Linked DNA regions of Homo sapiens: region 1 is linked to region 2. A link is a contact called in ENCODE Hi-C or POLR2A ChIA-PET data. All regions are on one chromosome and are shown on one strand. The core of a region is the stretch at or near the end of the contact, and the rest is flanking DNA. Distances in the headings are between cores, read along the strand shown.

Region 1 (4,871 bases), core at 879-3,378, 360 kb before region 2:
TTTTTGCGACGGAGTCTTCTTCTGTCGCCAGGCTGGGGTGCAGTGGCACGATCTCGGCTCACTGCAACCTCCTGGATTCAAGAGATTCTCCTGCCTCAGCTTCCCAAGTAGCTGGGACTACGGGCTTACACCACCATGCCCAGCTACTTTTTGTATTTTTAATAGAGATGGGGTTTCACCATGTTGGCCAGGATAGTCTCGATCTCTTGACCTTGTGATCCGCCCTCCTTGTCCCCCAAAAGTTCTGTGATTACAGGTGTGAGCCACTGTACCCGGCCAGCGGATAGCTTTGAAGGCTGCCTCAGCCAGCCTGCCCCTGGCCCTTTGCACACACGCCCATGCAGCCCCATGGGGAGGATGGCTCCTCTCCAGCTAGCCCCGCAGCATGCCATCATCGCTAACCCCATGGGCCGAGCTTGGGCCCATGAAATCCTCATGACTCTCTCTGGGGAGTAAGTGTCCTCACTACCTGTTTTCAGGATTAGGAAGCTGAGTTGAGCAAGGGCTGAGTTCACCCCACCAGGAAGCGGCTGAACTGGGACTCAGCTCTGCAGCTGAGGAGTCCCAAGCACCAACCTCACCAAGGTCTGCTGGACCGCAGGTGGGGGCCCAGGTAACACGCATGTCCCCACACGTGTGGTCTACCCCTCATCCAGGGTGCTCATCCTGGGGTCCCTCTGGGCCTAGGCACATTGCCGCCTAACCAAATCTGTGTTCTGTTAGCAAGAAACTGGGGAGATGGCTCCCATTAAGGTGCACACAGTTACAGCGGAGGACTGGTACTGTCCCTGATGGACACCCAGAGGATGCCTTCTGGACACCAAGGGGGCCTGAGCCACTGCCTCAGCAACACCCAGCACTGAGCCCTTTGCCGCCCTCACCCTGCCAACCTAATTCAGCATCTCTTTCCTCCCCTGCTGACCCCAAACTTCGACTGAGAACCTCGGGTCTGTCACACACACTGGGGTCCCCAGACCTCTGGGTCCAGTACCTGCTGGATCCTCAGCGTGCCCCCGCCACCTCCCCCTGGCTCTGGGCATTTGTCCCGGCCCCTCACCACCTCCTAGGATACCTCGAAGCCCTGCCACGTCCCTGGGGAGACTTGGACATTCACACTGTGGTGCGCAACCTCCTGCTCCTAAGTGTCTCCCCCTCCACGTGACAGAGCGCCGTCCTCGACCAAACTTTAGCCAGGTGTCTCTGAGCCCTCTTCTGGCACAGGCCTTGACCTTGGCTGGCAAAGAATCCCGCTAAGTCAGTTCAGGGAGAGAATCCCCCACCCTTGATCTCAGATCAAGTTCCTCTCTCCCACTCTTGATCGTTAAGTCCTTGTCCCTTTAGCAAGAATCCCACCGGGCCTGGGTAGCAGGAAGTCCTCTACCCTTGATGTCAAATCTAGTCCTTCTGAGTAATTTTCCATCCACTGCCCCTCACTCTGCTCCTTGGCCATAAATTTCCAGCTGTCCTTCCTGTCTTCAAGGTTGAGTTCAAACTCTGTTCGCTGTTACAATCATCTTTGGTAAAGTCTTCTTTGCCATTTTTAAACACGGGTCAGGTGCAATTTTTCTCTTTAACACATACCCCTTAGCCCTCCACCAGCTTAACCATCCCCCCGAAACTGCTCAGCCCTGAAATCTCAGTCCATGTCCTGGTTTAGAGCAAGCTTGACATTCCAAGTGATAATTTCACCTCCCAAGGGGGCTCTCTCAGCTCCCTGCCTCTTCGTTTCTTATTCGTAAAATAGGTACAGAGGATTGAAAGGATATCAGGCGCCGCACAGAGCCTGGCTCAGAACAGGCACACGGCAAAAGTGTGTTTCTCTCTCCTTCTTTGGCTCTTGTTTACAAGAGGCCTTAAACCTGCCAGCAAAGAAGGATTGCACGTTGCTGGGATATTCTGTCTTCCAACGGGGAAAACAAAATCCCAGGTGGTGAGCGAGCGGCAACTCCCAGAAACGGTGACATCTGCCCAGCTCCAGCTTCCCCATTTATCCCTCGAGTTCAGTGCTCAAAAGGACAGGCAGGTGGCCAACCGCAGAGACTAAATTGAATGAAAAGAACCAGGATGCCATTGGATGGTCCAGGCTCGGCCGCGGCAGCGTGTGGGTCGTCAGCGAGACTGGCTCAGCGTTCTGTTTTCTCTCCAACTGGAACAGCGGGGCAGGGAGCCGTGAAATGTTTCAGATGTTTGTTGGAGTTTCTTTTCTTATCCTCACGCATGTAGCTTTGGGAGCTGGCTGGAATGTAAGCATGACCCGCCTGACTCCCTTGCAGGGGAACCAGTATCTTTACTTCAGCTGGCTTTGACAGCACAGTCTGGGGACCCTGAGGCTCAACTGATGTGACAACTCTGAGTCTCTCCTGGGGGCAGGCCTTGGTGGCCTGTGAACTCTTGCTCCTGGTTTTTCATTTCAGGAGGCTCAGAGAAGGCAAGGGGCTGGCCCGAGGTCACACAGCAAATAAGCTGGGAGCCCAGAAGCTTGGATTCTCTTCCTTTTATGTTTATTTCAAAAGCCACGTGCTCCAAGAAGCCTTCCTGCACATGCCACCTTATTCCAGGCTGGGCCAGGTGCCCTCTGGACCCCCGAAGTCCCCGAGTTCAGAGCCCTGATCGTGCAGCATTGCAATTGCTTTTAATGTAGCTGCGTCCTTGGGGCAGACATGGTATTGTGTGGGCACAGAGGCAGCAACAAGTGGTGAATGAGTGAATGTCTGCACAATGCATGCAGATCTTTCCCTTATCCTCAAGGTGGCCTCCTCCCCTGCACATAGTGGTGAGCAGAGCCCCTAACCACGAGGCTCTTTTATCTCCAGGATGGCCAGCTCAGACCTGGAAACTGACAGCTAATTAAAATAACACGATTCATAAAAACAACAGTAAAAATAACTGTCACATTACTGCCGCCAGCAATTACTGAGCATCGCTACAAACCAGGTGCATTTTCTGTCATATTTTATTGAAGGAGCGTGACAGCCGTAGGAGGTGGGTATTATTATCCTAATTTTTCAAGTGATCAACTGGAGACTCAGAGAAGCGACTCCTTATTTGAGGAATGAAGGTTCCACTGGCAAATGAGACAGGTCAGAACAGCGGAGGGCACAGGGTGAGGGCTGGGGACTGGCCAGTTTGTGCTTGGCAATGACATTAGGGCTGTCCTAACGAAGTTTCGCAGACTGAGTGGCTCAAGTGATGGAAATGGGCTGGATGCGGTGGCTCACGCCTATAATCCCAGCACTTTGGGAGGCCGAGGCAGGTGGATCACCTGAGGTCAGGAGTTCGAGACCAGCCTGGCCAACATGGTGAAACCCCGCCTCTACTAAAAATACAAAAAAGTAGCCAGGTGTGGTGGTGCATGACTGTAATCCCAGCTACTTGGGAGGCTGAGGCAGGAGAATCACTTGAACCCGGGAGGTGGAGGTTGCAGTGAGCTGAGATCACGCCACTGCACTCCAGCCTGGGTGATGGAGTGAGACTCCGTCTCAAAAACAAAAAACAAACAAACAAAACAATGTAAATGTATTCCTTCACAGTTCTAGAGGCTGGAAGTCCAAGATTAAGGTGTCAGCAGGTTAGTTTTTCTGAGGACTCCAAGGGAAAGGTCTGTTCCAGGCCTCTCTCCTGGTTTCTGGGGTTTGGCTGGCAATCTTTGGCATTCTGTGGCTTGTAGATGCATCATCCCAATCTCTGCCTCCCCTTCTTCATGTGGTGTTTTTCCTGTCTTCAAGGTCCGCCTGCCCCACTCTTTTTTTTTTTTTTTTTTTTTTGAGACAGGGTCTTGCTCTGTTGCCCAAGCTGGAGTGGAGTGCAGTGGCTGGATCAAGGTTCACTGCAGCCTCAACTTCCTGGGCTCAAATGATCCTCCCACCTCAGCCTCCCCAGTAGCTGGAACTACAGGCATGCACCACCATGCCCAGCTAATATTTTTACTTTTACTTTTGTAGAGATGAGGGTCTCACTATTTTACCCAGGCTGGTCTCAAACTCCTGGACTCAAGTTATCCTCCTGCCTTGGCCTCACCAAATGCTGAAATTACAGGCATGATCCATTGCGCCTGGACTCAAATTTCCCTTTTTTATAAGGACACAGTCATACTGAATTAGAGCACACTCCAGTACGACCTTATCTTAACTAATTATTGCTGCAACAATCCTATTTCCAAATAAAGTCACATTCTGAGGGATGGGGGTTTAGAACATCAACATATGAAGGGTGGGGGCACAGTTCAGCCCCTAATAGTAAGTTCAGGGCAGTATCCAGGGGGCTGCAAGTGAGCTGAGCCAGCCACAGAATCAGTGGGGCCCGGCCAAGCACTGCTTGGTACTGGCAATGGGTTAGCTGCTACAGAGGGGGCCGATGGGGGCCACTGTGGGCAGCAATGCAAGTGGGGAGACCAGAAGCTTCTCAGGGAAGTGTCGCCTCAGTGCCCCATTGAAGCAAATGGCTCCACCCCCAGCTAGATCCTCAAATCAGAAACCTAGGATGTCCTTGCCCCTCTGCATTCCTTGGCCTGCAGATTCGAGCCTCCCTCCCCATCTTCTAAAGAACAGAATCCGTTCACTCCTTGCACATAAGCAAGCACGTGTATAATCTAACAGATGGCAATGAATGCCTCAGGGGAAGAGCTGAGAAGGGGAGTGGGAAGCATCAGGAGGTGAGGATGCTTGGAAAACGACCTGTCAGCAGAGGCATGGAGGAAGGCGAGGCAGCCACGGGCATCTCTGGGGACAGCAGAACTCTCTGGGAGTGAGAGCGGCCAGTGCAAAGACCCCGAAGCAGGAGTGTGTTTGACGTGGCCCCAGAGCAGCAAGGAGGCCAGTGTCCCTTGGGGGAGGAAGAGGTGGGTGGAGAACTCGGGAAAGGAGTTTAGAAGC
Region 2 (5,362 bases), core at 515-3,014:
GGGCTGCATTTGTACCATTTAGTTGTGTTCAGATCTGTTTTTAGATTGTACACTCTCAGCTCCTTCAAACTAGTCTATACCTACATTCGCTACTTAGAAAAATGCCTGAACATAAGCTAGGAGCTAAAAAGGAAGTCAAGCTCTTGGCATATGTAATTCAGAAAACAAGCAAGCATTCTAATAAAGGCCTGTCACTCTAAGTACAAACAAACAGATTAAACAACTTCACAAGCATAGGTTTATGCTCAGAGACCACATAAACATGTCACAGAACAAAATACCCACTGCAAACATTCAAAGCAGCGCTGCGAAGTTCCACCAGACCAGGGGCAAGCCAGCCTTGGCATCCTCCAGACAGCCCCAAACATCCACCTTCTGCTGTGCACCCCACGCTCTCTCCCTCCCTCACGGCCGCTGTCTTGGTGCAGGGCTCCTGGTCATCTCCCACCTTCTTCTCACCCAGCACTGCCACTGCCGGCACAGGGTCTTGGAGTCTGATGTTCAAAGGCTTCTGACGAACTTGGACTCTGAGGCTGGAGGCCAGGAAGCACCCAGCATGGGGTGCTTTAGGAAGGTCATGCCAACAGCACCCTTGGCGCCTTGCACCCCACCTCCCACCACACGCCAGGAGCCTCTCCACCTGGCTCTCACTTCCAACACCAGGTGCAGTTGTAGTCATGGGGACCTCAGCGGTGAACAAGGCAGATGAAGTCCTGAGCTCAAAGACCCTGGCATATACCCAAGGGGAAAAAGGTCAGCGGGGCTGGAAGGCAAAGGCGTGGGAGCTCAGGGCCTGGACCTCCCCACTCCCCCTTCTGTTCCTGTAGGACGCGGTTCTGCCCGGTGCCCGCCGACAGCGCACACCTGCACAGCTTTGCTCCTGCCTTTGTTAGCCAGGACCACTGTCCCTGCGTGTCTTCTGCAAGCACCTGGCTGTCTGTCCTCTAGGAAGATTCAGCTCAGGGACCTGCTCCAGGGGGCCCTCTCAGCACCCTCCCCAACAACCAAGATGATCCACTTTCTTGTCTTCCTGCTGCTAACTGTGAGCTGCTCTCCCAAGCGAGCCTGCCTGATTCAGCCCTGTGTCTCCAGAGACCGGACTCCTAAGACACAAACTGACAGAATGCTGTTAGATCCCAGAGACAGTGGTGCCACAAATCACTTGCGACATAACAGTAAGCAAACATCTCAAAACTGTTTCCTTCTTTGTGAATGTCTGAAGTCCTATTTACAGTGTGCCTGCCTCAGTTATGGGGGAAACCTGTGGATAATTTCTACACACACGATACCCCATCCTGCCAGCTACCAAATTTTAGAAATGAAGATTAAATCTGGCAACCTCACTCCAACTTCACGAAATTCCAATATTGATGACCAACCTCAAACAAGGCCTCACACTGAGCGAAAATGTCTTCCACACTCGGGGTGCCAGGCTGACCCCGTTCAGAGCTCACTGTCCATAATAAACATCTGAACAGCTGCCACCTGGCCTGGGGGCAGAGGCACTTCCTTATAGCCTGGTCTTTAAATGTCACGTGCTTAGGATGCTGCTTCCTCCCGGAATAAACCATATTTTGAAATTAATCTCTGAAACGTGTTTTTTAGATTTAACCTGAAGAGACGGAAGTAAAGCTGAAAGGTAAATGTAACCACTTCATATGAAAATTATTTCAGAAAGGGTCAATTCAACAGAGCTCCTAAAAGCCGCGTTGACTTCTCAGGGCACACTGACACCCAGTGGCTACAAAGAGCACTGCAATGGTGGTGATGGCAGCGTGGGCTGCCCAGACCCTCCCTGCCCGAGACGTGCACAGTGGCGGGTCCCAGAGCAGCAGGGACTGTGTCAGAGAGCGGTATCTAAAGCTTCCCTCGCTCCAACGCCCCTCCAGCCCCGGGCCTGCAGTCAACCACTCAAAACCACCCACTTAAGCTAGGTGTTGGTGCAGCAGCGTCACAGCGCCTCTGGGGCTACCTGCAAGGATTCAAATGAGAACCTGGCTGTTAGGCCAGGGAGCCCAACACTCCCAACTGCAGAGGGAATAAGGGCTTCATAGAAAGAAACTTGCAAAACCAGCCTGGTCTGCTGAAGACAGTAACGGCGTGGAGTTATCTGATGCAGTCTCGCTCTGGAAAAAGGTGCCCACTTTTTCACTTTATTATCTCCAAAATCAGGATGCATCATCCCATCTATGGCTTGTCACAAACTGTTAGCTGAGATGATGTGGAGGGGGAGGGGCAACACCTCCCACAGGAACCTGTTCCCTTGTGTGAGGGGCTGGCCACGCCGGGTGTATCAGCAGCAGAGCAGCCCAGGAAAAATAACCACTTCCCAACCCCAGGCCAGGCGGTGCGCCAAGGGCTCTGCATGCAGTAACTCACTGAGTTCTCCAAACTGCAACAGTCACCATCATGATCGTCCATCCTCTGGGCATGAAAATGGACACCCAGAGAGGTTTTGTGACTCACCCCGGGCCACACAGTCACACAGAGTGGCCAAGCTGGGCCCCAAGCCCGGGTAGCTGGGCCCCCAGGCACACATGCATGCAGCCTGCGTGACTACACCCTTTCCAGCTTGGGCTTTGTGTGGAGAACAGGAGAGGCGTGGAGGGGAATGGGAGCTGGCGGTTGTGGGAGCAGCCGCCGCCATCTCTGAAGGCCCTGTCATCAGTAGGGAGCCGCAGCAGCCTGGCAGCCCCTGCCGTGTCCCCAGACGCGGAGCAGATGCTGAAGGGCCTTCTGGCAAGAGTGTAAGGAGCAGATTCCGCTGAAGCAATAACCGTAAAGGACCTGAATGACAGACGCAGACTGCACCTGAGAGGCGATGCTCAGAAACACTTGCGAATGCGGCTCCCCTTTACAAAGCACCATCCCCTACATGCTGATGCGGAAGACGGAGAGAGTAAAAATGATACAGCATTTCCTTCAACTGGCACAAACTACAACCTATTTGAAACCGGGTTAAGCCTCCAACAGCACCACCATTTGGTGGCAACATAAAGGTAGACACAAAAATGAAGAGAAAAAACAGGCTGGGGTGCTGTGAATGCATATACAAAAATAAGAGACAGTATGAACACTGTTGTGGACTGAACATTCATGTCCCCACAAGATTCACATGCTGAAGCCCTAACCCTGACAGGATGGTGTTGATACCTGGAGGCAGGCCTTTGGGAGGTGCTGAGGTGCAGACGAGGTAACGAAGATGGGGCCCTCGTGATGGAATTAGGGGCCGCATAAGAAGAGGCATCGGGGCACTGGCCTGCACTCTTCCTCCTCCAAGTGAGGACACAGTGGCAAGGCTGCCATCTGCGAGCCAAGAAGAGAACCCAACAGCAACCAAATCTGCCAGCACCCTGATCTTGGACTTTCCAACCTCCAGAACTGGCAGAGTATGAACATCTGTTGTTTAAGTCACTCTTAAATACTCCATGGTATTTTGTGATGGCAGCCTGAGCTGACCGAGATACACTATAATGAAAACACGTCTGAATCTCTTAAAATTTACACAACGCAGCTGGGTGCGGTGGCTCATACCTGTAATCCCAGTACTTTGGGAGGCCAATGCGGGCAGATGGCTTGAGCCCAGGAATTCAAGACCAGCCTGGGTGGGCAATGTGGTAAAACCCTGTCTCTACAAAAAATACAAAAATTAGCCTGGTGTGTAGTCCCAGCTACTTGGGAGGCTGAGGCAGGGGGATCACTTGAGCCCAGGAGGTCAAGGCTGCAGTGAGCCATGGTCAGGCCATTGTACTCCAGCTGGGTGACAGAGAAAGACCGAGTCTCAAAAAAAAAAAAAAAAAAAAATGCCGGGCGTGGTGGCTCATGCCTATAATCCCAGCACTTTGGGAGGCTGAGGCAGGCAGATCACGAGGTCAGGAGTTTGACACCACCCTGACCAACATGGTGAAACCCTGTCTCTACTAAATATACAAAAAATTAGCCGGGTGTGGTGACGCATGCCTGTAATCCCAACTACTCAGGAGGCTGAGGCAGGAGAATCTCTTGAACCTGGGAGGCAGAGGTTGCAGTGAGCCAAGATCGTGCTATTGCACACCAGCCTGGGCGACAGAATGAGAGTCTGTCTCAAAAAAAAAAAAAATTTTACACAATGCATGTAAGAAATAGAATTTGTTTATATAACTGTGTAACTAGCCCTATACCATATTCACCCATGTAACATTTAGGGAATCTTTCCTCAATAAAATAAGGGGTGAAGAAAAGCCAAGAAGGTGGGTTCCTCTGCTGTAGAGAGAGGGGTTCTCAAGATCGTGTCCTCTGTGGTCAGGAACAAAGCTTCACTCACCCCAACTTTCCTAGAGACCCTGGCCTGCAAAGTCAACTGCTCAAAACACTGCCTTCTGTTTTCAGCACACAGGAACCAAATCACCTGTCAATTCCTCCAGCCAGACCCTGGCAGGGGCTCCCACTACCCTGGGAACAATAAGCACAAAGCACCTGAGGGAGGGGGTGGGAACGCTTCACACCTGCTCCTCCCAGCTAGATGGAGAAAAACGCAAAGGAGGAAAATACATGTGTTTTCATTATTTTGCAACTATTTAATTCTCTTAAAATCTTCAAGCTTAAAAGCCACTAATGAAATTAACCACGTCCAAAACAAAATAAAATTACTGGAGAGTGGGATGTGATTGTGGAAAATAATTCCCAACACGTACCTGTCGCCTGTCTGTACTCCCATGGGGACGCAGTAATTAAGTTCCAACCGAGCGATGTTGCCAAGCCTGAGGACAATCCCGGCCCCGTACGACCAGCGGATGCACTCAGCCAGCTTACGAATATGAGCTTTGGGGCCCTCCCCTGAAAAGAGAAAGACCTGTGAGCAACAGTGCGTGCCCGTCCTTCCAAGCTCTCCCAGCTCTCCCAGACAAGCCCTGGCTCCCCCTGGCTGGGCCCTGCAGTTGTTTTTAAAGCCAGGCCTAGAGATTAGGGAGGATGCATGAAGTGAGATTAGGACCCAGGTCAAGAGAGGACTTGGAGCCACACTTACTCACATCCAGAATGAGCCACGCCTTCTCAATTCTTTGGGCCTGGCATATTCTGTTCCCTCTGCTTAGAATGACTTTTCCCCATCCCCTGACCACCTGGGAAGCCCCACTCTGAGTCTCAGCTTGGAGACTTCCATGCCTTCTAGGAAGCTTTCCAGGCACCCCTAGCACCCAGGCATCTGCTGGGAGTCTCTTCTGGACCTGAACTCCCTGAGGAAGGCACCCAATCCTACTCAGCTCTGTGGCCATCATGACTTGTTTATTAAATAGACAAACAGATTTTTCTTCGTAAGGGCATTAGATGATTATTTTTCTTGTATGCTTCATTCGCTCAACCAACCACTTAATGCTGGGCATTA

The links. A loop is a pair of places that touch in the nucleus more often than their neighbours do. ChIA-PET counts read pairs that join two places held with the same protein, here RNA polymerase II (POLR2A). Pooled maps may share reads with other maps.
Region 1: a loop to region 2 is called in a map of A673, with 3 times the contacts of the local background. The contact joins two enhancer-like sites. A Hi-C loop is called at or near these places in 2 of 168 maps with a recorded cell type or tissue (A673 and Right ventricle myocardium inferior) and 3 of 50 pooled maps. POLR2A ChIA-PET finds 5 or more read pairs at or near these places in 1 of 52 experiments (activated CD8-positive, alpha-beta memory T cell).

The regions. Positions count from the first base shown.
Region 1 is chr22:44,355,370-44,360,240 of GRCh38, reverse strand. No RefSeq gene overlaps it. Among named protein-coding and RNA genes, the nearest start is that of SHISAL1, 45 kb to the right of the region's middle. Within about 2 kb of position 2,128, at least 6 of the 41 ENCODE cell types and tissues checked have a DNase peak (open chromatin) inside an H3K27ac peak, as active enhancers do.
Region 2 is chr22:43,989,718-43,995,079 of GRCh38, reverse strand. It overlaps SAMM50 (SAMM50 sorting and assembly machinery component), which reads right to left. Exons shown (of 15, transcript NM_015380.5): 14 at 4,674-4,815. Among named protein-coding and RNA genes, the nearest start is that of PARVB, 32 kb to the left of the region's middle. Within about 2 kb of position 1,764, at least 2 of the 41 ENCODE cell types and tissues checked have a DNase peak (open chromatin) inside an H3K27ac peak, as active enhancers do.